Linked DNA regions of Homo sapiens: region 1 is linked to region 2. A link is a loop called in an ENCODE intact Hi-C map of the cell type or tissue named here. Cell type or tissue: mammary epithelial cell. All regions are shown on one strand. Links, peaks and the distances in the headings refer to the core of each region. The heading gives the core; the rest is flanking DNA.

Evidence for each region. Peaks named below come from ENCODE experiments on the same cell type or tissue, not always from the same donor. Only the 100,000 strongest peaks of a DNase experiment are listed, where the experiment ranks them.
Region 1: a loop joins it to region 2, with 3 times the contacts of the local background. A loop is called at or near these places in 5 of 110 quality-filtered maps.

The regions. Positions count from the first base shown.
Region 1 is chr6:79,455,283-79,471,135 of GRCh38, forward strand. All of the region lies in intron 5 of LOC100506851 (a long non-coding RNA gene), which reads left to right. Among named protein-coding and RNA genes, the nearest start is that of LCA5, 74 kb to the right of the region's middle. RefSeq lists an enhancer at 8,490-8,784. In mammary epithelial cell, for the core only: no CTCF peak of the experiment used is centred there; a DNase peak (open chromatin) is centred at 6,069; H3K27ac peaks cover 311 bases.
Region 2 is chr6:79,303,933-79,319,785 of GRCh38, forward strand. LCAL1 (lung cancer associated lncRNA 1) reads right to left here and starts at 9,452. Exons shown (of 3, transcript NR_130915.1): 1 at 9,257-9,452; 2 at 8,436-8,548; 3 at 3,737-7,312. RefSeq lists an enhancer at 8,788-9,987. In mammary epithelial cell, for the core only: no CTCF peak of the experiment used is centred there; a DNase peak (open chromatin) is centred at 3,889; H3K27ac peaks cover 515 bases.

The DNA of each region.
Region 1 (15,853 bases), core at 4,857-7,356, 150 kb after region 2:
TGAATGTAAGTTCACCAGGAGGTCAGGGAGGCAAGAAACTAAAATTAGAAGGAGTTTTAGCAGAGGGGTCTTCCTAATGGAGGAGGTCATTAGGGCTTGCTTTGAAGGGCTGCTAGGTTTTTTAGAAGGGTTGAGTAAAAGGCATCATTTTGGGTGGGAAAAACATGATGTCAAAGGTGTGGAAGAGGCTGGTCAGGTGCAGGAGAAGGAAGAGGGCAGTTGATGCTGGTGGGGGAAAGCTATATGATAGAAAGAGCCCCTGGAGAAAGAGTAGGATTGAACTGTGTTTGAGGCTATGGTGAGCTAAGCAAAAACCTGACAGCTGTTCATGTATTATCTGATAAACCTGACAGTTGCCTAAGGACATATGAACTCAGGAGCAGCTCTGAAGTGCAAGGAGGTGAAAGAGCTGTGTGCTGTGTTACAGCTTCTTCTCCAGGCTGAGGAACTGGGTCTTGCCTAACTACAAGGGGATAGCTGCCAATCAGAACTTCCAGTATATCCAAGGCCGAGTAACCTTCTTTTAGGTGTCTCTCTGCCTTGTCTATACTGAGATGCAAGGGCAGCAAGAAAATCTGTAAACATCCTATTAAAGCCAGAACATGACATTTTAAGAACTTTCATTTCACCACAGAGGTGAAAAAAGACTTTCAAAAATATCATAAAGATCCTTTGCTAGTGAACAAATAAGTACAGATCATTTATTAAGGAACTGAAACACTGAAAGCGAGCCAGACATGGAATTGTTTACAGAAAAATACCCTTGAAGTTATTATCCATTTTGTAACTACCATTATAACTATAATTTTAATATACATTATATATCCAAATTATAATACAAAACCATTACAGGATGGTTTACAGCAGTGTGCAGCTGGGAGTGACAGTATATCCTCTGGACTGAAAATGACCCATCTCTGATGTTACTGGACCCACTTGAGCCCTAGGGACAGAGCTGTGCATATTATGGCAAGTGGCCAAGGAAGTATCATGATGGTCCCATCAGCAACCCCAAAACTGTGATGGTTCTACGTAGTTTGCATATTTCTATGTTTCGGCATTATTGAGTTTCAACTGTATAAATCTGTATTTTCATTGTATTACTTAATGAGTACTTAATGAAAAGGGGAAAAAAGCAAAGAATACATTCAGAAAACAGTAGAACAAATTATGTTTCAATCAATTTGTACTTTTGTAATAAAGAGACCTCAAATCCTGAAATATTAACATACAACAGGCGAAGTTCCAAACATTCATCTACTGTCATCCACTTGTCTACGTGTGAGGATAACACTGGTTGTGAGCACAGAGGACTAATCATAAAACTCATCATTTGGGTAATGAGACCTTTAGTAGAATAAGATAACACTTCAGATTTATTCTGAAAAAGACAGAAGACTTTTTGGCTGGTGATACCCAGTGTTGTTTCTATGATATTACCTCCCACTGTAGACTATCACGCCTCTCCTTGGATCCAACCATATTTTTGGATTGACCTATAATTGACTTCGGATTTATTTCAAATAAAATTTCCAAGATATTGCCGTTTTCCCCTTTCTTTTTATTATTATTATTATTGTTATATTTTAAGTTTTAGGGTACATGTGCACAATGTGCAGGTTTGTTACATATGTATACATGTGCCATGCTGGTGTGCTGCACCCATTAACTCGTCATTTAGCATTAGGTATATCTCCTAAAGCTATCCCTCCCCCCTACCCCCACCCCACAACAGTCCCCAGAGTGTGATGTTCCCCTTCCTGCGTCCATGTGTTCTCATCGTTCAATTCCCACCTATGAGCGAGAATATGCGGTGTTTGGTTTTTTGTTCTTGTGATAGTTTACTGAGAATGATGATTTCCAATTTCATCCATGTCCCTACAAAGGACATGAACTCATCATTTTTTATGGCTGCATAGTATTCCACAGTGTATATGTGCCACATTTTCTTAAGCCAGTCTATCATTGTTGGACATTTGGGTTGGTTCCAAGTCTTTGCTACTGTTAATAGTGCCGCAATAAACATACGTGTGCATGTGTCTTTATAGCAGCATGATTTATAGTCCTTTGGGTATATACCCAGTAATGGGATGGCTGGGTCAAATGGTATTTCTAGTTCTAGATCCCTGAGGAATCGCCACACTGACTTCCACAATGGTTGAACTAGTTTACAGTCCCACCAACAGTGTAAAAGTGTTCCTATTTCTCCACATCCTCTCCAGCACCTGTTGTTTCCTGACTTTTTAATGATTGCCATTCTAACTGGTGTGAGATGGTATCTCATTGTGGTTTTGATTTGCATTTCTCTGATGGCCAGTGATGGTGAGCATTTTTTCATGTGTTTTTTGACTGCATAAATGTCTTCTTTTGAGAAGTGTCTGTTCATGTCCTTCACCCACTTTTTGATGGGGTTGTTTGTTTTTTTCTTGCAAATTTGTTTGAGTTCATTGTAGATTCTGGATATTAGCCCTTTGTCAGATGAGTAGGTTGTGAAAATTTTCTCCCATTTTGTAGGTTGCCTGTTCACTCTGATGGTAGTTTCTTTTGCTGTGCAGAAGTTCTTTAGTTTAATTAGATCCCATTTGTCAATTTTGGCTTTTGTTGCCATTGCTTTTGGTGTTTTAGACCTGAAGCCCTTGCCCATGCCTATGTCCTGAATGGTAATGCCTAGGTTTTTTTCTAGGGTTTTTATGGTTTTAGGTCTAACGTTTAAATCTTTAATCCATCTTGAATTAATTTTTGTATAATTCCTTGTGTAAGGAAGGGATCCAGTTTCAGCTTTCTACATATGGCTAGCCAGTTTTCCCAGCACCATTTATTAAATAGGGAATCCTTTCCCCATTGCTTGTTTTTCTCAGGTTTGTCAAAGATCAGATAGTTGTAGATATGTGGTGTTATTTCTGATGGCTCTGTTCTGTTCCATTGATCTGTATCTCTGTTTTGGTACCAGTACCATGCTGTTTTGGTTACTGTAGCCTTGTAGTATAGTTTGAAGTCAGGTAGCGTGATGCCTCCAGCTTTGTTCTTTTGGCTTACGATTGACTTGGCAATGTGGGATCTTTTTGGGTTCCATATGAACTTTAAAGCATTCTGTGAACAAAGTCATTGGTAGCTTGATGAGGATGGCATTGAATCTATAAATTACCTTGGGCAGTATGGCCATTTTCACGATATTGATTCTTCCTACTCATGAGCATGGAATGTTCTTCCATTTGTTTGTATCCTCTTTTATTTCATTGAGCAGTGGTTTGTAGTTATTGAAGAGGTCCTTCACGTCCCTTGTAAGTTGGATTCCTAGGTATTTTATTCTCTTTGAAGCAATTGTGAATGGGAGTTCACTCATGATTTGGCTCTCTGTTTGTCTGTTATTGGTGTATAAGAATGCTTGTGATTTTTGTACATTGATTTTGTATCCTGAGACTTTGCTGAAGTTGCTTATCAGCTTAAGGAGATTTTGGGCTGAGACAATGGGGTTTTCTAGATATATAATCATGTCATCTGCAAACAGGGACAATTTGACTTCCTCTTTTCCTAAATGAATACCCTTTCTTTCCTTCTCCTGCCTAATTGCCCTGGCCAGAACTTCCAACTCTATGTTGAATGGGAGTGGTGAGAGAGGTCATCCCTGTCTTGTGCCAGTTTTCAAAGGGAATGCTTCCAGTTTTTGTCCATTCAGTATGATATTGGCTGTGGGTTTGTCATAGATAGCTCTCATTATTTTGAGATATGTCCCATCAATACCTAATTTATTGAGAGTTTTTAGCATGAAGGTTGTTGAATTTTGTCAAAGGCCTTTTCTGCATCTATTGAGATAATCATGTGGTTTTTGTCTTTGGTTCTGTTTATATGCTGGATTACATTTATTGATTTGCGTATATTGAACCAGCCTTGCATCCCAGGGATGAAGCCCACTTGATCATGGTGGATAAGCTTTTTGATGTGCTGCTGGATTCGGTTTGCCAGTATTTTATTGAGGATTTTTGCATCAATGTTCATCAAGGATATTGGTCTAAGATTCTCTTTTTTGGTTGTGTCTCTGCCAGGCTTTGGTATCAGGATGTTGCTGGCCTCATAAAATGAGTTAGGGAGGATTCCCTCTTTTTCTATTGGTTGGAATAGTTTCAGAAGGAATGGTACCAGTTCCTCCTTGTACCTCTGTTAGAATTCAGCTGTGAATCCATCTGGTCCTGGACTCTTTTTGGTTGGTAAGCTATTGATTATTGCCACAGTTTCAGAGCCTGTTATTGGTCTATTCAGAGATTCAACTTCTTCCTGGTTTAGTCTTGGGAGTGTGTATGTGTTGAGGAATTTATTCATTTCTTCTAGATTTTCTAGTTTATTTGCATAGAGGTGTTTGTAGTATTCTCTGATGGTAGTTTGTATTTCTGTGGAATCGGTGGTGATATCCCCGTTATCATTTTTTATTGCGTCTATTTGATTCTTCTCTTTTTTCTTCTTTATTAGTCTTGCTAGCGGTCTATCAATTTTGTTGATCCTTTCAAAAAACCAGCTCCTGGATTCATTAATTTTTTGAAGGGTTTTTTGTGTCTCTATTTCCTTCAGTTCTGCTCTGATTTTAGTTATTTCTTGCCTTCCGCTAGCTTTTGAATGTGTTTGCTCTTGCTTTTCTAGTTCTTTTAATTGTGATGTTAGAGTGTCAATTTTGGATCTTTCCTGCTTACTCTTGTGGGCATTTAGTGCTATAAATTTCCCTCTACACACTGCTTTGAAAGTGTCCCAGAGATTCTGGTATGTTGTGTCTTTGCTCTCGTTGATTTCAAAGAACATCTTTATTTCTGCCTTCATTTCGTTATGCACCCAGTAGTCATTCAGGAACAGGTTGCTCAGTTCCATCTGAGCTTTGAAGAGAGCAGTGGTTCTCCCAGCACGCAGCTGGAGATCTGAGAACAGGCAGACTGCCTCCTCAAGTGGGTCCCTGACCCCTGACCCCCGAGCAGCCTAACTGGGAGGCACCCCCCAGTAGGGGCAGACTGACACCTCACACGGCCGGGTACTCCTCTCAGACAAAACTTCCAGAGGAACGATCAGACAGCAGCATTCGCGGTTCAAGAAAATCCGCTGTTCTGCAGCCACCACTGCTGGTACTCAGGCAAACAGGGTCTGGAGTGGACCTCTAGCAAACTCCAACAGACCTGCAGCTGAGGGTCCTGTCTGTTAGAAGGAAAACTAACACACAGAAAGGACATCCACACCAAAAACCCATCTGTACCTCACCATCATCAAAAACCAAAAGTAGATAAAACCACAAAGATGGGGAAAAAACAGAGCAGAAAAACTGGAAATTCTAAAAAGCAGAGTGCCTCTCCTCCTCCAAAGGAATGCAGCTCCTCACCAGCAATGGAACAAAGCTGGATGGAGAATGACTTTGACGAGTTGAGAGAGGAAGGCTTCAGACGATCAAACTACTCCGAGCTACGGGAGGAAATTCAAACCAAAGGCAAAGAAGTTGAAAACATCCCCTTTCTTAAGTGTATACACAGGTGGGATTTAGATGGGATGAGGGAGGAGGGGACACTTAAATCAAGGGAACAGCCTGAGTAATGGCAATATATTCATGTATGAGAGAAGTAATAAGGAGAGTAGCCAGACTACAGCAGACAATTTCTCCTAGAGGGGGATTGTGGGAGGTTAAGGAGGAATCTTCTGGTGGCACAATCTTATAGAATAGTGGGTGTGCTCGGTTGTAGAGTGATGGGTGGGTGCCAAAGAGATGTGGAGGAGAAGAAGGTGGCAAAGCTCACAGGTGGGTCTCTCCACTGTGGAGAGAACTGGGTTGCTATCCTGAGTGCAAAGTCAGGAAGCAGTACACAAAACCACCCTTACTTCTGACACCAAATGCAATTCCAGGGTTTCTGGAGACCACTCTCAGTTTCCATAGTTCACTAGAAGGACTCACAGAACTCACTGAAAGCTGTTATATTCATGGTTTTGATTTATCACAGTGAAAGGTTACAGAATCAAATCAGTCAAGGGAAGTGATACATAGGGCAGTGTCCAGAAAAGTCCCCAACAAAGAACTGATTGTTCTCTTCCAGCATATTGTGGACAGCATTAGCTTTCCCAGTAACATTGTGAGGCAATATGCACAAAGTACTGCCAACCAGGGAAGCTCACCCACGGCTTGGTGCCCAGAGTTTTTATTGGGACTCAGTCACACAGACCTGGTTGATCACCCATGTGTTCGACCTCAGTCTCCAGCCCCACCAAAAGCACATTATTAGACTGCTGGCGTGGCCCAAGTCCCTCAGGTAGACAAAGATATGACATTCTAAGGGGTTAGAGAGTACCTCCCAGGGCCCAAGGAAAAAGCCAGGCTTCTCTTTGGGTATGGGCAATTTATTACTATACCCTGAGGTAACATATTTTGTTCTTCATTTTGTCCCCTTTTTCTTTTCTTCTTCTTCTCATTTCTGTCCTTTTCCAAAATTTTTAAGGTATATATCTATGCCCAAACAGTCTATGCCCAGAAGACCCTCTCCTCTGCTGCTGTCCAGTCACTGTCATAGTGACTGGGTTCTATGTACTGAGAACAGGGTCAGTGGCGTCTCTTCATTCTAAGTTTGACAAACGCCGCAGAGTATGCTGGGAAAATTTCCTGGTGCCAGGACCCTGGAGAATGTTATTTGCAAGACAGTTTCCTCCTCAAGTTGAAAAAATACACAAACAAATACAAGTCACGTCAGAAACCAAGTACTAAAAGTCTGAATCCCATGGCAGCATAGGGATTGCCCCTTTCCACTAGGGATAGAGCATGCTGAAGATTTATGCTGGGTCATATAGTCTCAAACAATGAGAGTTCTTAAAAATATTAAATTACCCTAAATAAATTGACTATGTGATTCAGGTAAGGCTGCCTCACAGCCTTAGAATAGGTCCTTTTAAAGCTCTCTCAGGTGTCTTTTTGTTTTATTTGAGATTCCTTTCTTTGCCACCCTGTTTCCTTCAGTGAATGCTCAGCCAGGGAAAGCCTTCTCAGAAAACGAGGAGATTTCACCACCTTGAGTCTTTGATCTTCCTTAATTATCTTTAGAGATTTCTATAAGAGTAGCCTGCCTTAATTTTTTTTTTTTATTCTTTGGAAACATCAGACTGGGTCCAGCTTTGGGCTTATGCCTACATTATAAATGCTAAAGGGCTTTATTTGCAAATAAATTACTTCCCACACACACTTGTCAAACTAAATCATAAGGCACAAAAATAAAAGGACTTGAATTGACAAAAATGATAATTATTCGCAAAGGGAAACCATTTCAAATGTGTTCCTACTTACCCACACCTACTTTTTGATCTTTGGTCCAAAAACCCTCTTAAATTAAGCGTTTTGCTTTCAGTGCACTTATCTCAGAATTGTGGAATGAAATAAATAGGGAACATAAATGGCATTATTTTAAAATAATGCAATTTGTGTCTAGTATGGTCATGTGTGGTACTCTTACTTATTATGCTGAACTGTAATTTAAAATAGTTCATATCCTATATACTAAAAACTAACCCAGGGTTTTCTCCTACATTTTCAAAAATCATTATTATACATTCATATTGTCATTAACATTGATCATGCTGCCAGACAAGTGTTCTGCTTTATATATTTAATTAGATGTTTTATGTTTTATACTTGCACCTTGAGGTAATCTTAACATGAAGGGGACAATTTTGTAACTGCAAAAAAAAAAAAAAAAACCCAACACATATAATGAATAATATGTTTCCTGCTGCATAGAACTTTTAAAAGCCAAAATTCCTGCCTCAAAATGTTTTCAGGCTAAGGAAATTATTAGGAAAATTAAATGCTTTTAAAATGTCAAGAGTGAGTTAGTTCACTTATTTGGTTTGAGTTTTGGTTTGTTTGATGTATTCATGAAACCTGTTCTTATAGATGAGTCTATTTTTGCTGAAGAGAAATTATGAAGGTTTATTAAATAGGTTATTTGTAATCCTTAAAAAATTAAAGATAATGTAAGTGCCCCAAAATAGGAGGCTGGTTGCATAATGATGGAGCATCCATACAATGTGGCCCATAAAAGTCAGGATGTAAAATATTTAATGATATAGAAAAATGTTTACTATATGTTAAGTGAAAAAATAAGATTATAATGTAGTATGCACAGAATACTCCTTATTTGATTAAGAAAAAGTATGTATTCTATGAATAAATAATATATGTCAATATGCACAGAAAACACTGAAAGGATGTTCATACTAGGTTAATAGTGGTTCTCTTTACATAAATTAGGCATGGTTTGGAAGATCATAAATCATTAATTCTTAGAGACAAAGAAACTTTGAGATCACTTAATTCAGTTGCTCATTAACTCACCAGATAACTCATTCCATATACCGATTGATCCAAATATTTGGGAGTTTTTTCTTAACTTGTGTCTGCCTCCCTGTAATTTCCACTAGCTGATCCTATGTCTGCCCTCTGGAGCAGTGGGGAATAAATTCAATTCTTTATACATGACTGCTTCAACTATTTAAAGACAACTCCCAGTTCTTCCTAAATCTTTTTTTCTTCAGGGCGACAGTTTATTCAGTCTTTCTTTATGGTTTCCTGACTCCTCCCATGGCCCCACCATACTTACCTGGAGGCCCGGGAGTTGTTTGCATCCCTCTAAAATGAGTCATCCACAGTAGACCCTGCATTCCAAGTGTTCTTTGGCCAGATAGAAGCCAGTAAACCTCTTTGTTCCTTTGATCTCTGCGTAGCAAAAGCTGTCATTCATATCAACTTAAAGTTAACTAAAACTCTTTCAGGAAGTTTCTGCATAAGCAACTATTAAGAACCATCTGATCCAATCTGAGTTTATTCTATTAATTATTTGAATCCAAAGCAGGACCCATACAGCTACAACAATCTGTTTTTCAGCTTCTGGTCTTTATATTAATCCTTCATATGCCATATTTTACTTGTTTTAGTCCATATCTAAGTCTATCAAATACTGATATGTTTTAGGAAATAAAAAATCTATAACATTTAGTATGGAAAATAAGGACCAGTACAAAATGGCAAAACCAAGGAAAAAAAGAAATTCAATAATATCATATATAGTAGAGTGGTTAGTCAAGAAAAGGACATAAAATATGCTTGCTTTTTCCCTGACTTTTACAAGCAGGCCTCATTATTGGGCTTTCAGCCCTGTACCTACACAGAAGCACTCCCCAATGATATAGCTTGGACAGACCTCCCTACATTTTCCTCTTCATAATCCCATCCAATATTATGGCTTCAGCAATTATAGCTAATTTGTAAGTCCCAAAACTACATATTTGAGTCTGACTCTTGAATGAAATTCCAATGCCAATTTTCAGTTACTTCCTCTGTGTTCTCTACTTGGATGCTCATCTATGCATCTCTAAAAAAACTGAAGTCACCATACTCTCCAAAGTTATCCCTTCTCCTTTGGTTTCTAATCTGTTTGTAATAATTCTGTCCTTCTTGCTGGACAGCTTTGCATTTTAATCAATTAATTCATTCACTCATCAAATATCACTGGGCACCTAAAATCTGTCTTGCACCAATGACTATGTGCTGAGGATATGGTGGTGAATTAAAGTTCTTTCCCACATAGAGCCTCATTCTAGGCTACAAATTGTGTTATATAAGTGCAGTGATTTAAAATAAAATAAGAGAGAGAGCGTAAGAGTGTTTGCTTTCCACATTTAATAAGTCTCCAAGGCCTTTCCCTTCACTTTTAATGTCTCTGGTATTTATCCTTATTCCTCAGATCCCACACTATCCAAGTTCTGCTTTCAATGTGCCTCATTTGACAAATGGCAAAAATGTCTTGGTTTAACCCAGTTCATTTGAAAAAATATGTATTGAGCCCTTACCATATGCTGGGCGCTAGAATTGATACCGATCCCAAAATGATTTCTAAAAAATTTGCAATCTAGAAAGAGGGAGGAAACAAGCATCCAACCCACTTAAATACAAAACAAAATTGATAAACTCAGAAATTATACTCAACCAGCCATGGAAATTCACAAGATGGGGAGCTTCTGGAGAGGACTCAGTTAAAATGCTGCTTGAAGAATGGATGGGACCTTTACAATTTGCATTTGGGGAGGCAAAAGCACTCTCGGCAAAAGACTGGATGAGTCAAGAGAGGAATACCGAAAAGCACAAATGTCCGAATAATAGTGGGTGGTGCCATTTGCTGGGAGCTTAGGTTATTGGTAGAGGAAGCCGAGGTTAGGAAGGTAAACTGGGGCCATTCTGTGAAGAGTTTAAAAGGCTGGTTCAAGGAATTTGTATGTAATTCATTAAACTATGGAAACCTATTTTCTTCTCTTTGGAATGTGCATGACCTTTCTGTTAATCTGTTTGTTTATAAAACATGAGATAACTGCTTTCCACTAACCTAGGATATTGGCATACATGTTGGAACAGTACCTTATTATATGAAAGCTAAGTAAACATTGGTAGATGGTGGTATGAATGTATTTATGTCACAAAATTATGTTTCTGAGCTTTGGAGTATTTTAGGTTCCCATTATTTTGAAATTAGATAAAGGCTGCCAGTGAGACAATTTACAAAGTTCTATTCTCTTAACTTTAAATAATGAAGAAAAAAAAGCATTCTCCTTCAGCATTTATCAAAATTCAACAAACTGGCAGAGTCTAAAAAACACAACAAATGTGACCACAAAATTTTAGTAGAGTATCTTCAGATGTTAATGAATGTCTGAATGAAAATACCATAAATATGGTTTCTTCTAAATATATGTAAATAATTACCCATTTCTAGAATGAAACATTAGTTTCCAAAGAAGTAATTTGTCTTTCTAAACAAAAAAGACTGAATTGTTTAATTTAAATTTTGCATCAAGTTACAAAAGGAAATTCCCATTTGAACTGGTTTATTTCAAAAGCAAATAAACCAGTTGAGGTTTTCAAATATAGAATTATATGTATTGTGTTGATGACTTGTCATAACAAACAACATTCTGGTGTAACTTCTTATTCTGTACATGGACAATCTTCAAAGTATGGAATTGGTAACGAGTATAGTACTTTGTACTATATGGAGTAGATTTGAAACCCAATAAGATTTCAAAATTGGCCAATTTTACCAAGAAAACATGAAGAAAGGTTTCCATGGTTTCAGAGAATCAATAGTGCCCTCTAAAGGAAATCTATGTGAGGTACATTCAATATCTAGGTTTAATTCAGCACTTATTCCACGAAAATGCTACTTAATTGTAACTTATAATAATACAGATTAAAAATTACAAAAAGAATGCAGGCCAGCCCTCGTCATAAGTATCGCAAGTAGCTGTCTACACCAATGCTGGACTGGCTGGCAGAGCCACTTCGGTCCTAGTTGCTTTTGCCCCTTGTGAACTGTTGTTACCATCCTTATGGAAAGTTCCTAGAAAGGGAAAAGGGGATAATTTCCAAGTAGAGGATTAGACATCCTAGGATTTGGAGAGATTGGAACCCCAGAACAGATCCAAGTAGGTATCTTGGGAAAACGTGCTACACTGAAGAAAATATCTGCAGAATTAAATGCTGAGAAAGTCAGCTTTTGCCCAGGGCAATCGCTGAAAACCTGTGTAACGGGAAAGATAGACAAATTAGCTGAATTAGAAGAGGGCAGGCAGTGTAGCCTGGCTGAAACCTATGAGCATGAAAAGAAAAAGTGATATGAAACATTTATGGATTTTTATTTGTCCATCTAATTTTGTGGTTTATGGTTTTGCTTCTGTCCATTTTTCAAACACACACAGATCCATTCACAAATAGCTTGATAATGTCACAAGAAATATTGGGCAAAACCATATATTGCTATTGCCAATTAGGAGCAGAGCAAGTCTTGGCGATTACTATCTGCCTTACAGACATTAAAAAGTCAGTGAGTACAGAAGATTATTAACTCCAGATATTAATGGCTGCAGCAGAGTTACTGTCATAATGAGATGGTTGGGAATGAAAACACTTCATTTATTGTTACCAAAACTACACGTATAGAGCACTGTTTACATTTTTAAAACTTTTCCTCCAGAGTTCAGGTCCAGCTTTATCAGATAACAAAGATCACAGAGTAGGTCAGCACTTAGCATGTACACCTGTAGAAAACTTACCCTGAAATATTGGACAACTTACCCTGACATATTACTATACATATATCACTTCACCTGAGCCTCACAATAACTCATGGGGTTGGCAGAGCAGCTACTATAATAGCAGAGCAAGACAAAAAAAATCTTGTGGAGCATGAGTCATATTATGTGGGAAAATTAATTTTCCAATATCTATTTTTCTACTTATTGATTGGAATATTAAAACACTTGAAGATATACTAGGTTAAATGTTAATGGAAATAAAAAAATCTGCTAAGATGATACCGTGGCATCAACCACAGTCAGCAAGCTGTTCCCCAGCTTTTGGGACAATCCAGGTTAAATGGCACATTTCAGCAGAGAAGCTGTGGTAAGTAGAGCAAGGGGACAGCACTGCACCATCTTAATTAGATGTGACACATTAGTCTGAAGTAATCTGAGAATTAAAGCAAATAGAGCCATCTTTAGCAGGTTCCTCAAAATGAGACCAAAGCTACAAGTTGTGTCATCAGAGCAGAAGGACAGCAGGAGCTGCTGGAAGCAGCTGACTGTTATCACCACATCACATCGACTCACAGGCCTCCTAGGGTGTATTTGGAACTTCACAGGCTACAGTTCAAAGGGACTTTAAATGTTCGTTTAGGTTTTCCTTCCAATGGCTCTTAAAAGAGAAATCCCAGAGAGCAAAGATTCCTTTAAATCTCCAGGGCAGGAGGTAACACAAAACCCCTCCTCCTATAATTTATTATTTTTAGCTAAGAGGCTAATTTAAAGGAGGAGCCAAAGACGTGCTTGTAGGGAGTTTATCACCACCATAGCATGGCACAGTGGCTGGCTGGGCAGGAACCATAGGATTCCTTAGGTCTGACTGCCCTGTCTCCAGTGTGTAATGGAAGAGATATGTGCAGCATTCTCTCAGCATTTTCAGAATTCCCTTCTGGAACCAAGGCCCTGCTCAAGAACAGTGGCTCTAGATGAAGTTTGCTGCTCATAGGTGCTTCTGGATGAATAAGCAAGAACGTTTCTAGCCTGGGCAACAGACACAGCCTAGGTACAAGTGAGTGTTGGAGAAGCTGCCTTCAGTACCCTGGTCATCAGCCACAGCCCTGAGTCTGAGGAAGGGGCTGTTGTGTTCCTGCTGATGCCCACAAAAACTGAGGCTTATCACTGCCACAACCCAGCTCCACTTGTCCTGTTAGCTATTTTTATTATACTGTACTATATGGTCATCAGTACTTGGACACAGACAAAAATGGCACGGACAGAATTCCACGTGGTTAGGCAGGGCAAGTTATTAAAATCCCCAATTGGCTGCTAGCAAAACTAACAGAGGAGTTAAATAACTGGACCTGAGGACACTGCTAGCGAACAACCCTGTTTCCACCCTTTAAGCCAATGCTCTTCGCTTTTCGTCACTTACACACTTTACTTTGGGTCATGTGTCAATGAGGCAATCCAATAAAATAACAAACACTCAAGGGAGGAGAGCAGAAGTACTTCCCCTTAGACTCTCCTCTCTAAGGTCTTTCGGGAGATATCTTAAAATGGTCACTGTCTTCGTAAAAATTTTAGGCTGGAAAGGACAGAATTTTGTTGTGATTTTTAGGTTGACGAAAAGGAGTAAATGTACATCTTTTAGTGTCTCCCATGGGATGTTCAGAGTACATACCCACAGAATCTTTTGGGTGTTTATGAAAACTGGCCAGGATAACAGGGTTCTGCTACGTGTCAGGATGGGGGAGGGTGTTGCTGGGAGACAGGTCTTGAAGGGTACTACATTGATAAAGGAAAGTCATCTGTATGAAAACCCTCTGTCAAGGTGACTGCAGTTATTAAACTATGGAGTCATTCAGGATGTTTCCTGTGAACAATGGAGCAGTTATTCTCATAAATTTTAGTTTTATTTTACTAGATTTAAGCAGCATTTTGGTGTCCAGAAAAGCAGGAGCCCTGGGAAAGTTTTGAAGGTCTTGTGAGATAGGACAAGGAAATAATAGTCAATGGGGCTGTGTACCTAAATGAGCATTGGTCCAGAGTATTCATGGCAACAATAGCTTACTCGGTCTTCTGATAAAGAGAAAGAAACTAAATCCTGAAAAATATTTCTAGAGTCTTACTCATTACAGGGGCAATCAATGGTGTTAGAGAAACTTCAGCCCTAGTTTCTTCTGCCTACTGTGACCTGTTGTCACCATCCTTGTGGAAAATTCCTGGAAAGGGAAAAGGTGATGATTCATGACTAAAGGATTGAACATACTGAATTCTCAGAGATAGGAAACCCAGAAGTTAAGAAGTGTCATTTGGCCTCCATTAGTCTATTTAATCCCAGTAGCTTAAGGTTGTATTAATCAGGAAAACATACTTTTATGAGCATCAAAAATTGGAAAGCTAAAAACGACATTGCTGGAATGTAGGGTCCTGGAAACTATCTTCCTCCCATTTGGGGCATTTTTCTGCTGGCAACCAAGACTGTGGGGACCGGCAAATACAGTTTGCAGCTGCTTCAGGGGCAGCAGGAGCCAAACTCTGGACTCCGGTGTCCAGCGACTGTGGTGATGTTGGCTTTCTAATTCTGGTCTTTTATTGTCTGAGTTGTAGCTGGATGATGCATTCTTGAAGTCAGGTGGCCTCCTGATTGTAGTAGAAAAGTGATTCCCCTGTAGGTGGTCAGCCAGTGTTCTATGAATCACACCCAGAAGCCCAATGTAGAGCCTGCTCCTCCAGTTCTTCCAATTTCATAAGCACCTCACTCCTTGTATTAAATCCTTTCTGTTTAAAGTATCTAGAGGTTTCTGCCTTAGGTACTATGCTGTCTGATGCACAGAGTACTAGGAAAAACAAAAGAGACCTACACTAAACAAGTTCTGTTGATATTTTCATGTCAGTAATAAAGAAATAAAATCTAGGTAAACAAAGAATCTACTAAGGAGAAAAAATCCGAATTAAAGTTATCTGTAACACTTAATACCAAGAGAATTGGCATGGTATCAAATTTGGGAAAAGTGCATGTCCCTAAGATTTATAACCCATAGTTGCATAACACGGACTCTGAGAAGCTTGCAATAAAGAAGTATGCTTAATTTTGTTTGCCCAAGTGTTTCCTAAATTTATTTCAGAATGACAGTCATTATTTGGGAAATACTAATTTATTTAATTATGAGGGAAAAAGTACAGTGTCAATATAACTAAGAAAACATTTGAAACATCAAAAACAAAAGATTGGAATTTACTAAGTGAAGACAGATACAGAAAAAAAACCAGTAAGCAGTAAAACCAACAGAGTTAAAGTCTAAGTAACTGTTAATACAGTTATTAAATTTAGTATGCATATCAAGTAAAAGTCTTGAAAGGGAATGTAAAGTAATAATAATAACAATATGAATTTACATTCCTATAACATTTGAACAAAAACCAGCAAATGGGAAAGGGGGAATGAAGAAAATAGGATAATTTTTATATCTTCCACTGAGAGGGTCAACAGATTTGGGTTATTCTTGACACAGAGAGAAAAATTTAGGAAATAAATAACTGAGTGAACAAGTGTTTAATGATGAGGTAATATAAAAGTACTATGATTAATAACATTCAAATCAATAGACAGAAAAAAACAAAACCTAACAGAGGAAAAAAAAAATCAAGAACTTCAAGTATTAGCTGGTTAATGTTAAACAAAACCCAGCAGTGACAACTCTAAGTGTAACAAGCAAAAAACACTTATGCTGGCTTTTAAAGAAATCCAAATATATGCTCTTTATAAGAACATATCAAA
Region 2 (15,853 bases), core at 2,722-5,221:
CTCCTGCCTCAGCCTCCCAAGTAGCTGAAGTTATAGGCGCCTCCACCACGCCCAGCTAATTTTTTTGTATTTTTAGTAGAGATGGGGTTTTGCCATGTTGGCCAGGCTGGTTTCAAACTCCTGACCTCAAGTGACCTGCCCACCTCCTATTGCTTTAGGCCCTTTATTTGGCTGGCCATAGAGAAGACCTGTGGAGATACATGGGCATTGGTAATGTCACTGGATTCTGGATGACAGTTCTCGAGGGTGCAAGATGAAATGGCAGGTAGGGGCGAGGCAAGTTTATCAATATGAGTTCCTCCTCCATTGAGGAGGGCTAGGGAACTGGAGCAAGTCTGAGTCTGTAGGGAGAGGTTGTCCTTGTATTCACATTGAGAGAGAGCCTCAATTCCACAAAGCTAGGTTTATAGATCCAAACCCAGGAAGTGATGCCAGCAGATGTAACAGTGGAATTCAAACCAATTTAACAAATATCCCTATATAAATTTGAAGTCTATTTTCTGCTGGCTGTGTTTTTCTTTTTTGCAAAGTTTGTGCTTCCTGACTTTCCCTTTCTCTGACATTACACACACTAACTGAAATTGAGCCAGATGCTCTGCATCCAAGCAGAGAAGAGTGAGGTACCTTATTGTTGTATCACAGAATTTCGGACTCAAAAGGCTCATCTAGAGTTGTGCTTTTAAAAATGGGTTCGCATCTCCTGGATTCCACAGAAGAGACTCAGAGGCTAACACAGTGGAAGGGGAGAGGAGAGCATGGGATCAAACGGACAGGGCTCCACATGCCACCCACCCTCTTCAAATTAAGGAATTCCACTTTGCTCTGTTTTTTATGTTAGGGTTTTTAAAAATAAAATTCCACTTGCAAATAAGGATTCTAATCCAAAAAGAAAAAGAAAAAAACCTTGGCAAACCAGAGAATTAGTTAACTCTTCCGTTTTATAAATGGAGCTTAGAGTGGTAAAGTGCCTTGTTTGAAGTTACACATTTAAAAAATAGGAGAAGTAGGACTGGTAATTAGTACTGCTGATTTTCAGTCTAAGGACATATATCTCTTATATCATATTGCCTCTTAAAAGGTAAAGAAAGGCAGGTTGGACCCATGACATATCTTCTAGGCCACAGCTCTGAACACATTGCAAGAGAAATATTCAAGCAAAGTGAAAGGAAAGCAGCACATTTTCAGCATCTTAATAGTGAAGCTATCATACTGAAGGAAACCATATGAGAAAGGGATATAGAAAGGGCACCTCTTCTCTTCATTTCCCTCTAACACTGGAAGCTTCTATTTTACTGTCGGTTATGCAACATGATTTGGAAAGCACCTTGGAAACCATATAAAGATTTGCATGTCATTACTAGAAATGGGTAGAGGACCCTGTACCACATCAGTTTCATGGCAGATCCTTAGGATAATGTTAGAAAGAAACTCAAGTAGATACGTTTCTCAGTACTGAAGCTTAGAATTCCTTATTTGTGGTATCTCCCTTGTCTGGTACCCAGTTGTAGTATTAATGGGCATCAATATCTGCCAAAAGGGTGTGCCTTACTCAGAGGTGTTTACTGGAATCCTGTGCTTCCCACCAACCATACTCCATGCTCTTCTCCTTTGTCTATAACCCTAGCTTTAGTTATCGTCTACCCTGGTAGTCTCAGCTCAAATTATGATATGATTTCTTTTCAGGAATCTTGATTTCTAGCTTGTGAGGTCTCTCTTACTTCAGCATCCTCCAACATCACCCCAATAAACCTACCTTCAATTAACATACAACTAACTAAAACAGAGTGTTTTGTCCTTGCCATTCCCAGTTCCAAGCAGACTGCTCTTCATAAGTTTCTCTGATAAAAAAATTTTGCCACTGCCAAAGAGAAGAAATCTGCTATATTTGTAGTGCGGGTGAAAGGAATGGGTGTTGAATAAAAAGAACAGGGCAAAGCATCTGCACAAGTAAAAAGAAAAGCAGTCAATTTAAACAGAGAAATAAAACCCGACCACTGATGAGTTTTGAGTAATCAGGACTCATAAAATTATCTCACTCTCTAGTTCATTATGGCTGTGGAGGTAAAGCCATGGAATCACTCCTGGGATGGTATTGCTATTGGAGGCCAGAACACATAGTAAATATATATCCTCATTAGTGCCAAATTGCATTAGGGAAGTTTGCAGGTTGCTACTGCTAAATCTCCACCTAGATTATTCTTTCTTAATTCAATGCCACTCAAAATTATTCTTCTAATTGGGAATGTTAGATATTATTTGTGTATGTGTGTGTTTTGTGTCAAAAGGAATAAAATACAGACAAAAGGCAATCATGTTGTCAATGAGAAGTATTCAATATAATATGGTTTTGGTTGTTTTAACATTACAACCTAACTGACCTGACCTTGGTTATTAGAACAGTTGAATAGACATATATAACTCTGATTTCACAAGAGGATACAAGAATCATTAAAACATAAAATATGTGCATACATCATCTAACTACCTCTCTGTAGTTAAATGTAATTGCAGTTTTCCAGCAAAGAATTTGTGGAGAATTAAAATGAAAAGAAATAAAGGCTTGGGGAAAATAGCAACAAATGGATGGAAAATATGAAATTAATTATCTCTATCTGAAAAATCTGTTTCTTATAAAGAATTAGAGATCTGTTGCACTTCAGAATTATTTACATTTGAGAAAAGTTCTCGCCGTCAGTGGAAGAACATTACATGAAGAGGTATCTTTGGGCACATGAGCCATCTAACATAGAGTTAGAAGAGTCCAAAGAGCTCATCCTGCCTGGTCGTCTGTGTCTAACCAGATGACTACCTCAACTACTTGAAATAAAGTGGTTCTTGTCTACTTTGCAAGATGTTTTTTCTTTTCCTTTTTTCTTCTAAAAATAAGCAAACAACAAAACAGAGGGTCAAGATCTGTTTCTCTCTTTGATTCCTAAGATTTGTTTAAAGAAAACTTTGTTTCAGAAATTACATATTTCAGACACAGTTTTAGGTCTATTTTGTTCTATTCCACATAATATCGATACTAAGACAATGATTGGGCCAGCAGCATTTTACTAAAGTTTTCCCAACGACATTAACCAATCAATTAAATAATTAATTTTTTTTGAGACAGAGTCTTGCTCTGTCACCCAGGCTGGAGTACAGTGGCACAATCTCAGCTCACCGCAATCTCCACCTCCTAGGTTCAAGTGATTCTTATGCCTCAGCATCCTGAGTAGTTAGGACTACAGGCATGTGCCACCATGCCTGGCTAATTTTTGCATTTTTAGTAGAGATGGGGTTTCACCATGTTGGCCAGGCTGGTCTCAAACTCCTGGCCTCAAACAATCCTCCTGCCTTGGCCTTCCAAAGTGCTGGGATTACAAATGTGAGCCACCACATTCAGCTCAGACATTAATTTAGCTTGATATATATATATGGATTAATTAAAGGAGGATTAGTCAGAATAGAAAGCACTGAAAAAGGAAAATTACAGAAGAAAATCTGAGTGGTGCTCATTCAGTTGCCATCCAGAGGAAAAGGAATCTTAGTTGTCAGGCCTGAACTACTCAGATCACATTGAGCATCTTATGTCTGTTTTGAGAACAGTATATCAGGATGACTTAGCTTGTAGTCATTAAACTTGAAATTTAATTGGTCCCTTGTTCTGATTCAACACTCAGGTTCCAACTGAGGTACGAGGGGAGTCGGTGGGCAAGTGGTTGGTAGCTGAAAAAACACTCAAAGAATTGTAGACAGTTTCAACATGGCTTTACTCTCTCTCTGGGCACAAGCGAGCCATATGTGCAGCATCAGCAAGGTATACCTTTTACAGACAATAGTGGCTCTGAGCCAAACACGAGCTCATGTGAGTTGTTACCTAATGTGCCTCATGTGGTGTGGTTACATAACGAGCAAGGTTGTGTGCTTGCACTCCAAACCCACTGAGTCATGCTGCACCAGAAGGCTGCCTCAGCCTACTCCTGACTAAAGCACAGCCATTTCCCTTACACTACACCCCCTAGGCTGAGGGCGTCCTCCAGGCAGGGACACATGCCTATATGGCGGAGCCCTGAGTCCATAACCCACAACAACAATACAGAGAGCAACAGCTCACTACTAGGATCTCAGCTATGATACTTATGACTATTAGGGCCCAATGTACGCCAGAACCTAGGGATGCTCACCATCTCTGCAGGGGGTTGACAGTGAGGCTCTCAGTCACCTTAATCTCCTGGAAGACCCCTTTGCAGGGCTGCTGTTATGTTCTGCTGATTGTCAGGGATAAGGTACAACATTGTGTTCCTAAAAGGGCACAGGTGGCTCCTTGGGCAGCAGTTATGTCTAAGGCCACTTGGTTTTGCAACACCACTTTTTGATCTGATCAACCTCATTCATTAACAGGAGGAGGGACACTCAGGTGTAATTCAGAGCCTGAGCGGTGTGCTCCGCAAGAGCAGTAAATTGTGCTTCTACAGTTTTGACACCTGCTCCAGGGATAGTCATTGCCAAAGGGTAGAAACACCAGGGGGCTCATCACATTCGCAAAAACTGAGAGCACAGTGCCTCCCAGTTATACAGGCATCTGGGCAATGTGGGGAGAACAGTAGCAGGTACATAAGGCCACCCCCAGATACAACATCCACTCCAGTTTGCTGATAGGAAAGGCTACTGTGTCCTCATAGACCCATAAGCTCCCAAGAGGCAAAAAGTCCATTGGGGTCCGACCTTGGTGAGGCCACTTGTTCCACCATACCTTCAGTGTGGTGACACATGTTATGTTTGCACAGGCCGTGACAGGTACCCATCCTGTTACCCCAATGTTGCTCTGTGCACTGCAATGCCTGGGCTTGGGCTACTACATGTTCCCCTACTAGCCAGCCCCACTCATCACGAATGCTACGGTCCAGCCATGGGTCTTGCTGTGTCCTTTGTCCAAAGCTTGCCACATTGTGTTCCAGGCATCAGCCATGGGATCTCAAGTCTCCAGGCATGTCCAGTTCTCTGCAGACACGGGATGTATGTGTCAGGGAAAGCTGTCTGCAGCTGCTGCTGGAAAGGCAGTGCAGGTCCAACAGTTGGAAACATTGGTCACCTCAGCATAGGTGTGGGGTCAGTCCACAATGCAATTGGAGCATGTTAACCTACGGTTGAAATGACAGAGCAGGCACAGGTACTAACAGAGGTAAATCACATCCCTCAGGCAAAATATAGGCTAACTTTCCATCCCTGGATAACAATGCAGCCACCAAGGGCTTTTGCCCTGGGTGATGGTACCACACCTTCTCAAATCTCCATGGTTCCTTTGAATCCTGTATCCATGCCAAAGTCACAGCGTAGCTCATAATAGGCCCATCAGATAGTACATATGTCCCTCAGAGGAGGGCTCCTTCCCTGGCTGTTCCTCTACAAACAGTCAACCTTGGAAGCCATGTATTGAACACTCAAAAAGTGACATGCAAGTCATACTGTAGGCCCTCCCCACAGGGAGCTATGATGGCCAACCACCAGCAGTGGAGAGCTTGGAGGGTCCATGGCCACAGCCAGGTTTTCTGTTCCCCTGCCTTCAGGGTTGTTGGGGCAGGCAACAACAGGTTACCATTTGTCCCCATACCTGATCGGAGGAGGTCATCCTTGGTATGTATCTCCAATTGAATGGGGGTGGTGGCCTAGTGAAACAAAGCCTCCACTGGGGCCGGGCCACCTTTCTGTGGCCATTCATTTAAGGTTTGGAGCACCAGGTCCAGCCTGGAACTCCAGCTCCGCAAAGACAGGGGTTTGACATGCAAGCGTAATCCATTCTTCAAGATCCCATTATATCATTCAATAATACCTCAGCTTGTGGGCTGTATGGCACATGGAATCCCCACTTTATGTCCATTTGCTGTGCCCATCATTGTACCTGTTGTCCAGTGAAATGTGTTCCCCTATCACTCTCAATGGCCAGAGGACAACCATACAGGGAACATAAGTGTTGCAGGGCCTGGATGGTGTTCTGTTGGTTGGCCACCCTGCAAGGGTAGGTGAACAACAGGCCTGTGGCCATGTCTACAGCCGTTAGTGCATGCGTATACCCTCGCGACTTTGGCAGCGGCCCGATGTAGTCTACTTCCCACCTGGTCAAGGGCACTCACCCTATTGTTACTTGTTGTATAACACCGGGCAGCTGCCTCTTTTTAGGATATGTCTGAACACATGCCAGGCATTTCTGACAAGCCTCACAAATGTCTTGCTTGGGAAGGGACAGACCCCAACACTTATTGAATTGTTGCATCAGTTTACCCCCTGCATGTCCCAGTTTCCGGTGTAGCCACAAGGTCACATCTTGTGTTGGTGCTGACTCTGACCATCTGACCTTAGCCAAGGCATCTGCCTCATCATTACTAGGGGTGGCCAAAGGCATATGGCCTGACACATGATAAATAGTTACCTCTTTTTGATGACCTATTTCCCAAAGGTCTTGCCATATGGCTTGGCCTCAAATGGGTCTGTGGCTCACTAGCCAATTCTGTATTTTCCAAGTAGTTAACCACAAGGTTAAGCCTCAGTAGACTGCCCAGCTATCAGTACAGATTACCACAGGTGTCACCTCCTTGGTGATCACCATCCACACTGCTCTGAGTTCAGCCCATTGGCTACTTTGTCCGCACCCAGTTTCAAACCATATGGTGTCAGTACTAGGTTGGACTGCAACAGTGGTCCAGGCAGCAGTAGCACCTCATCTACTGTGTACCATGCCCCCTCAGGAATCCTGGGATGCCCTTCCTTAAATGGTGAAGACTCAGGATCTAGGGGTGCCTCAGGCCGCATGGCCTTATCTTGCATTAGGACTACACGTCCCAAGACCTCTTGCAACTCTGCTGCTATGGGACTTGTACTCAGCTTACTCCACTGCTGCAAGGAGTTGCCCCATTTTGCCAAAGTGGACATCTGTGCTATCCCACTCCAGGTGGTCATTACACATAGACGCATCCATCCTGTTATTGGGTAAGTTGTCCATATGATGACTGCAGCCTGTCCTGTCATGCTCTCATGAGCCCGAAGGCCAGCATATACAGCTGCTAGCTGTTTCTCTATCAATGAATACCGGAGTTCAGCTCCTTTCCATAGTTGGGACCAAAAGCCTACTGGCATTCTTAGGCGCTCTGTGCATTGCCACAAGCCTCAACCAAAACCGTCTGTGGCCACATGCACCTCCAGCTCAAACAGGTGCCCCTGGTTAATTACTTGTAGGGCTTGTGGCTGCTGAATAGCGCACCTGGCTGCCAGTAAGGCAGTCTCAGCCACACCATCCCAGTCCCAGGCAAGAGAGGCATTACTGCTTCTAAATCTGCAAGAGAATCAGAGGTTAACATAATATCATCAATGAGATTATGACATATGGTGCAGCTGTGCATATAGCCCTGTGGCAACACTGTGAAAATCCATTGTCGCTGTCCCATAAAGGTAAAGTATTCCTGGCTCTCTGGAAAAGAATGCATTAGCCAAGTCTACCACATAGTGGTATTGTTCCAATTCCATCATCGAGCAGTCTATCAAATCCATGATAGATGAGACAGCTGCCAAACCTTGTGAAACACTCACCCCCAGAATGTATTCAGGAGAGACATACACAGCGCATAAGCAGGGAGCCAAACGGTGATGCCAAGGTATAGAGATACAGGTTTCACTTTCACTGACCAGCTGCCATAACTGTCAATGTAAGCAGGTTTGCCAAGAAACTTATCCGGGTTCCCATAAACAAGGCTGCAATCTGTGCCAGTATCCACCAGCACCCGCTGTACATCGGTGGGGGACTGGTGGATCACTAATTCCACATGTGGCCTCCAGTCATTTAGTGTCCCCGCAAGCTGGGCACCTTGGCCAGTTCCCTAATCAAGCAAAAAAGGCTCTACATTTCCACTTGGCTGCAGCAAGTCATCTTTGAACTGAAGCGCCTGGGTGGGACCAGGTTACACAGCAATGTCCTTCTCCCCCTTGGGCATTTTCTGGAATTGCTCCTCCAGAGACAACTGTCTCCACAAAGTTAAAAGCACTTCATTGGGTTGCTTATCAATTTTCTCTCAGTCAACCCGGCCAAAATAAAATCTATACATGTCTGTGAGTGTGTCACTCGTTGGCGCCCCCTTTTTACCATGGGGGGACCCCCTGTGGGTGGGGCATCTTCCCCTTCTTTACAGCATGGACCCCTCGGTCCTGCCGATGGCCTTCTGCTTCCCTGAGAGTCACCATAGCAGTGGTCACTTCATGTATGTGGTACCCTATGTACAGGTTGAGGACAGTAGCTAGGGAGTCAAAGGCACTCAGGGGTGCAGAACCCAACACAAGATTCTCCCATGTGGTAGCTGAAGCATTCATCTCCTGGTCCCTGGGTATTCAGGTCAAACATAGCCTGCCGCATACCCGTCTCCCGAATGACTTGCACCAAATCACATAGACTGGTATTTACTCACGGTTTGGGTATTTCACCAGCGTTGTTCCACACAGTCTGTATGGCTGTCCATAGCCACTCAATCAGGATGTGATCACTTTGCCCTTGTGCCAACTGCTTGTTCACCTGCAACCACTGACAGAGGGAGGGGTGAGTCGTGATAGAGGCCAGCTTTTCCATCTCAGAGGCAGAACAGGAGATACTATCTGCTCTCTTGTCTCACAAATGAAGCATCCAGGCAGGTAGACATTCCCCTGGATGCTGGCGGCACTGCTTGCCTAATTCCCACAACTCAGTTGGGGTATAGGCAGTATATGAAGTATGTTGCATTACGGTGGGTGGGGGGGGGTCCCTGAGCCTTCTCTTGGGGCCCCAACAGCTGTTCATGATCTACCTTCTGGTGGACCACTGGGTGAGCCCACAACAAGAGTTCTTCTTTCTCTGTATCAGACCAAGTGGGGATCTCTGGCTGAGACAATGGACCCATGCCTACATTCACAGCAGCCTCTAATTCCTTTTCCAAGCTCTGTAGCTGGGTTTCCAGGTGCCCCACCTCTGCCTGAAGGGCGCTTACCTGCACTGCATCCCTCAGGGACTGGGTGTGTGCTTCTCATAGCACAGTCAAAATGCCCATCCAACTCTACCAGCAAAAGCTCACTCCTTCTCAGTGCTCTGTGCTTCCAGCAGCTTCAGAGCCTTCTCCATGCTTGCAGGGGACCCATCTATCGCCACCCAGGTTTCCACCAAAGCCCATCCAAACAGCACAGCTGCTACCAGGTACCACAACCCACGCTGCAGCCTCATGGCCGACCCGGAATCAGGGGGGACCAAAGGGTCACTCACCTCAGGATCCTGTTCATGAGCCCAATTGTCATGTTCTAACTGAGATCTGAGGGGAGTGGGTGGGCAAGTGGCAGGTAGCTGGAAAAACACTCAAGGAATCGTAGATAGTTTCGACATGGCTTTATTCTCTCTCTGGGCACAAGTGAGCCATATGTACAGCATCAGCAAGGTAGTTGTACCTTTTACAGACAATAGTGGCTCTGAGCCAAGCATGAACTCATGTGAGTACTTACCTAATACACCTCACATGACGTGGTTACGTAATGTGTGGGGGTTGTACACCTGCGCTCCAAATGTGCTAAGTCATGCTGTGCTGGAAGTCCCAGCCTACTCTTGACTAAAGCACAGCCATTCCCCTTATGAATATGTATCAAGATAACTTCTATTATTAATATTTGAATTTCCATGCAGTGCTGCCTGCAACAAGAAAATAAACATTACTCCAAACAAAGAATAAAATTCTAAATTGGAGTCTTACCTAGAACTTAAATGTAGGGGAGAGCAACCTCCAGAAATTCTTTTGGCTCTGGGTGGTGCATGGGAAACAGCTGATACCAGTCCCACTCCCTAACTGTAACTGATGGTTCCAAAGCTCCCCACCTGGCTGGGGGCATGTGCAAATGTGCCTCAGGGAACCAAACACTAAACTACTCAGCCATTAAGTCTCTTTCAGTCATTACTCTCTTTCAGGGAGTACACCTCTGAGGTGCCCCTAGAGTGGGTGAGTGCCCAGAGTTGGTGAATCCTACAGATGAGGAAACACAGTTCTAGCAATTACTGAGAACAGATGTGCCTCTCAGTCTTAGAAGGATTGAGTCCTCCCAATGATTGAGATTCTCTACCTATAAAGTCACCAGACAGGATCTGCAAAGGGAGGGGTCCATATTAATTTCAGATACGTGTGACGGTATGTCTGAAAGAGACCTAGAATCTATTTTTTTCATCCTTAAGATTTTATACCTTTATTTTTTTATTTTTTATTTATTTTTATTTTTTGAGACAGTTTCACTCTTGTTGCCCAGGCTGAAGTTCAATGGCATGATCTTGGCTCACTTCAACCTCTGCCTCCCGGGTTCAAGCAATTCTCCTGCCTCAGCCTCCTGAGTAGCTGGGATTACAGGTGCCCGCCACCACACCCAGCTAGTTTTTGTATTTTTAGTAGAGATGGGGTTTTACCACATTGACCAGGCTGGTCTTGAACTCCTGACCTCAGGTGATCCAGCCACCTCGGCCTCCCAAAGTGCTAGGATTACAGGTGTGAGCCACCATGCCTGGTCTTTATACCTTTATTAATTTTAAAATTTTAAACTTTTTTAATTTAAAATTTTATACTTTTAAAATTAGATTTTTAATTTTAAATCTCTTATTATGGGCAGGGGAGGGGGGTTGTTTGTTGGGAGAGTATTTGCCATTAATAAAGGTGGATTAGCTGGGAACTTCTGAATGGATCTGTTTCAATTCCCTGACAAACAGGTGTTGATTTACTTCTACACTTACCGTCCTCCTACCAAGATGCATGCTTTCTGTTTAAACATATGGTCACACTTTGATGTTTTTTTGGCTTTCACTTATTTATTTTCATTTATATCCTGTCAGAGTTAACTATCTCCAGGGAATATTGGTAGTGTGTTCAATGGAGAGCTAGAGAATGGCTCTGGAGAAAGATGTGTTTAATTAAATTAAAAATTCGCTAACACATGCCTGTGTAAAAGGGGACCAGGTAATGCAGACTGCTTCTTGCTGAAACAAATTTGGGACAATTTAAATCTGTTTCTACTTAGGGCCAGTATATTATAGTTATTTATTCTGCTTACTGTTCTGGGGTTGATATCAGTAAAGAGGGAGAAGGAAAGCCAAGAAAGAGAAAGGAAAAGAAGACTGCACATGCCCATGTCAGAATGTATGATATATTCATTTAAACTGCACTATATAAAACTATAGAGGTATCAGAAGTGTCTGATGAATTAACAAATGCATCGATACCTTTTCAGCATCTAATTATTATGTGGTCTTAATATTTTTTTTTAAAGTTTGACACAAAAAATTATTATAATGCTCAATTTCTTGATAGCAAACCACACTGGTAACCACACTGGTAATCAGGTATAAATTGAAACTCTTGTCATTCAAGTCTGATGGATGCTACGGTGTGCTGCCCAGATACCACCTTCAGCAGGAGACTCTTAGTACCACAGCTGTCCCAAGTGTTGAGGATTGCTGATGGCACGGCTGAGTTTCTTCTCAGGGAACAGCCTATGACTGGTTCACAGCTCTCCATGGAATAGGATAGATACTAGCCACTATTGTAGCAGTACCACAGTTTAACTCTCCCCAAACTAGTCCTCCACCTCTTACTTTCTTACAGGTGTTGTTCCTGAGAGCACTCCCCAATAAACCTTGGCCACGCATAATATCTCTACCTTGCAGTCTATCTAGAGAACCTAAGCTGAGACGGAAGCATAGGTACATTTGATAACATTTAAATTTTTTGTATGTGCATTTTTAAGTGAGATGGGTCTAGCATAGCCTGTGAGGCTTTGGAAACAAAATTAATCTGGCTTCTAAATTGAGGGGATTTTTCCCTTTTTCTTCCAATGGCCTGGAAATGTTTGAATAACATTGGAATCATCTGTTCTTTAAAAATTAAACCCATCTGGTCTTTGTGCCTTTTTTCATGATAGATTCTTAATCACCAGCCCAACATCTTCTACAGTGATTGTCAATTTAAGGTAATTTATATTTTGTTAGGAAATCATTCACTTCCTCTGTGTTTTCAAATTTGTAGCCATGGAATTGCAAGCAGCAACCTCTTATAATTCTTTGAATCATGTCTGTATCTATGTTTTTGTTTCCTTCTCGTTTGTAACCTTGCATATGTTTGCAAGTGACCTCTTGTGCTTGCCATGTGCATTCTCTCTTTAATCAGGTTCACAGAGAGTTTATCTACTTTATTGGTCTCAAAAAAATAAAAATAAAAACAGCTTTCGGATTTATTTATCCCTTCTGCTTTATTTTGGCTTGTTTTGGTTTTCTACTTTATTAATTTCAGCTTCTATTCATATTAAGCCAATCCTTTTTAGTTTCTTTCATCATTCGTTTCCCAATTTCTGGTGATTCGTTTTTTCTCTTTTACCTTTAATAACAAAGACATTTAAAGCAATAAGTTCATTTTGAGTGTAGATTTTGCTGTTCCACTTCATTGCTTTCTCAGTAGTTGGTAATTTCACATTTTATTTTTTATTTTTTTGATTAATCGATTAACTTTCCAAAAGTTAAAACTTTTATAATTTACACTTCATTTTATTGAAGTGTGATTAGGAAAATAACCCTAAAAACACACATTTTTCTTTATTTTATTTTTGGCAACTTTAATTTGTCAAGGTTTCCTTTTTGGCCAAATACAGGATTAATTTTGTAAATGTTTCTTGAATCAATGGGAGAAATACAGTAAATTGAATTTACTGATTTGTATACTAGATGTATTTAACTCTGGGAGACATATGTTTAATTCTCTAATTGTATCAAGTTCTCCTTGCATTTTTCATATTTTTGCTTTACATGCATACTTTGGAAATAAGCATTATGTCTAAAAACAGCAAGGTATGTACCTTAATTTAAAAATACTTTATTGCTAAAAAATTCTAACCATCATCTGTTCCTTCAGTGAGTTGTAATCTTTTTGCTGGTGGAGGGTCTTGCCTCCATGTTGATGGCTGCTGACTGATCAGGATGGTGGTTGCTAAAGGCTGGGGTGGCTGTGGCAATTTCTTGAAATAGGACAACAGTGAAGTTTGCTGCATCATTTGACTCTTCTTTTCATGAAAGATTTCTCTAGCATGTAATGCTGTTTGATAGCAGTTTACCCACAATAGCACTTCTTTCAAAATTGGAATCAATCCTCTCAAACCCTGCCATTGCTTTATCAACTAAGTTCATGTAATATTCTAAGTCCTTTGTTGTTATTTCAACAATGTTCACAGCATCTTCACCAGGAGATCTTGTCTCAAGAAACTACTTTCTTTGGTTATCTATAAAAAGCAACTCCTCATTCATTCAAGTTTTATCACAAGATTACAGCAATTCAGTCAAATCTTCAGGCCTCACTTCTAATTTTAGTTCTTTTGCTATTTCCATCACATCTCTAGCTGCTACCTCCACTGAGTCTGGAACCCCTCAAAATCATCCATGAGGGGTGTTGGAATCAACTTCTTCCAAACTCCTGTTAATTTGATATTTTGACTTCTACCTATGAATCACGAATATTCTCTTTTTTTTTTTTTTTGAGACAGGGTCTCACTCTGTCCCTCAGGCTAGAGTCCAGTGATGTGATCTCAGCTCACTGCAAATTTTGCCTCCCAGGCTCAAGTGATCCCACCACCTCAGCCCCTCAAGTATCTGGGATTACAGGTATGCACAACCACACCTGCCTAATTTTTAATAGACATGGGGTTTTGCCATGTTGCCCAGGCTGGTTTTGAACTCCTGAGCTCAAGCAATCTGCCCACCTCAGCCTTCCAAAGTGGAATTACAAGCATGAGCCACTGCACCCTGCCACGAATGTTCTCAATGGCATTTAGAATGGTGAATCCTTTCCAGGAGGTTTTCAATGTGCTTTGCCCATATTCATCAGAGGAATCACTATGTATGGCAGCTATAGCCTTATAAAATGTATTTCTTAAAGAATAAGACTTGAGAATTAGAACTACCCTTTGATCTGTGGGGTACAGAATGAATGTTGTGTTAGCAGGCATGAAAACAACATTAATCTCCATGTACATCTCCATCAGAACTTTTGGGTGATCAAGTGTCTTGCCAACGAGCAGTAATATTTTGAAAAGAATCTTATTTTCTGAGCAATAGGTCTCAACAGTGAGCTTAAAATATTCAGTAAACCTTGCTGTAAACAGATGTGCTGCCATCCAGGCTCTGTTGCTCCATTGATACAACCCAGGCCAAGTAGATTTATCATAATTGTTAAGGGCTATAGGATTTTTGGAATAGCAAATAAGAATTGGCTCCCACTTATAGTCACCAGCTATATTAGCTCTTAACAAGAGTCAGCCTATCCTTCAAAGCTTTGAAGCCAGGCACTGACTTTTCTCCTCTAGCTATGAAAGTCCTAGATGGTGTCTTCTTCCAAGAGGAGGCTGTTTTATCTACATTGAAAGTTGTTGTTGTTTAGTGGAGCCACCTTCATCAATGATCTTAGCCAGATCTTCTGGATAACTTGCTGCAGCTTCTCCATCAGCACTCTCTGCTTCACCTTGCACTTTTATGTTATGGAAATATCTTCTTTCCTTGAACCTCATGAACCAACCTGCGCTAGCTTACAACTTTTCTTCTGCAGCCTTTTCACCTCTCTTAACCATCACAGAATTGAAGAAAGTTAGGGACTTGTTCTGGATTAGGTTTTGGTTTAAAGGAAAGTTGTAGCGGTTTGATCTTCTGTCCAGACCACTTGAATTGTCTCTATTACGGCAATAAAGTGGTTTCACTTTATCACTCATGTATTCACTGCAATAGCACTTTTAATTTCCTTCACTAACTTTTCCTTTGCATTCACAACTTGGCTGACTGTTACAAGAGGCCTAGCTTTTGGGCTATCTGGGCTGTCAACATGCCCTCCTCACTAAGCTTAATCATTTCTAACTTTTGATTTAAGGTGAGAGAAGTGAGATGCTTCCTTTTGCATAAACACTTAGAGGCTATTGTAGGGTTATTAATTAACCTATTTTCAAATTATTGTTTATTTCAGGGAATAGGAGGGCCTGAGGAGAGGCAAAGAGACAGGGAAAGTGCTGTTCAGCGTCACATGGGCATGGTTTGTGGTGCCCCAAAACAATTAAAATAACCTCAAAGATCTCTGATCACAGATCACAACAGATATAAAGTTAGCAAGATTGTGAGAATTACCAAATGTGACACAGACATGAAATGAGCACATGCTGTTGGAAGAATGGTGTGGACAGACTAGCTTGCTTCAGGGTTACAACAAAACTTAAAGAGAAGTACAATAAAACAGATATGCCTGTATATTTTTGCTGCCATATTATGTGAGGCAGATCTCCACTGAAGTTTTGGGACTGATTGTGAAGTTTGGGACTGATTGTGAAGAATGCTTAAATATTAAGCATTCTTGTTCCTATAAACCACTTGTCACATTTGTCATTCCACACTTGAAAATTTCTCACTGTACATTCTCTGAAGCTTCTGTCAGGCTGTTCTGGCCCTTCTTTTATTGTCTGCACTTTCTTTACCTCTTCTTGTGCAGTGTTGGCCTGCACCCTCAAAATCTTATTCTCTTTGACTGGTTAATAACTTTTGCTTCATTTGCTCCTTCCCAACCATGCTTGGGACATCTTCATTTTTCTCATTTTGTCTTCTCTCCAGGTAATTTTTCTGCAGACCAAAACCTAATGTCACCATCATACTGAAACTCTTTTTTTTAAATTTTATTATTATTATACTTTAAGTTTTAGGGTACCTGAGCACAACATGCAGGTTTGTTACATATGTATACATGTGCCATGTTGGTGTGCTGCACCTATTAACTCGTCATTTAGCATCAGGTATATCTCCTGATTCTATACCTCCCCC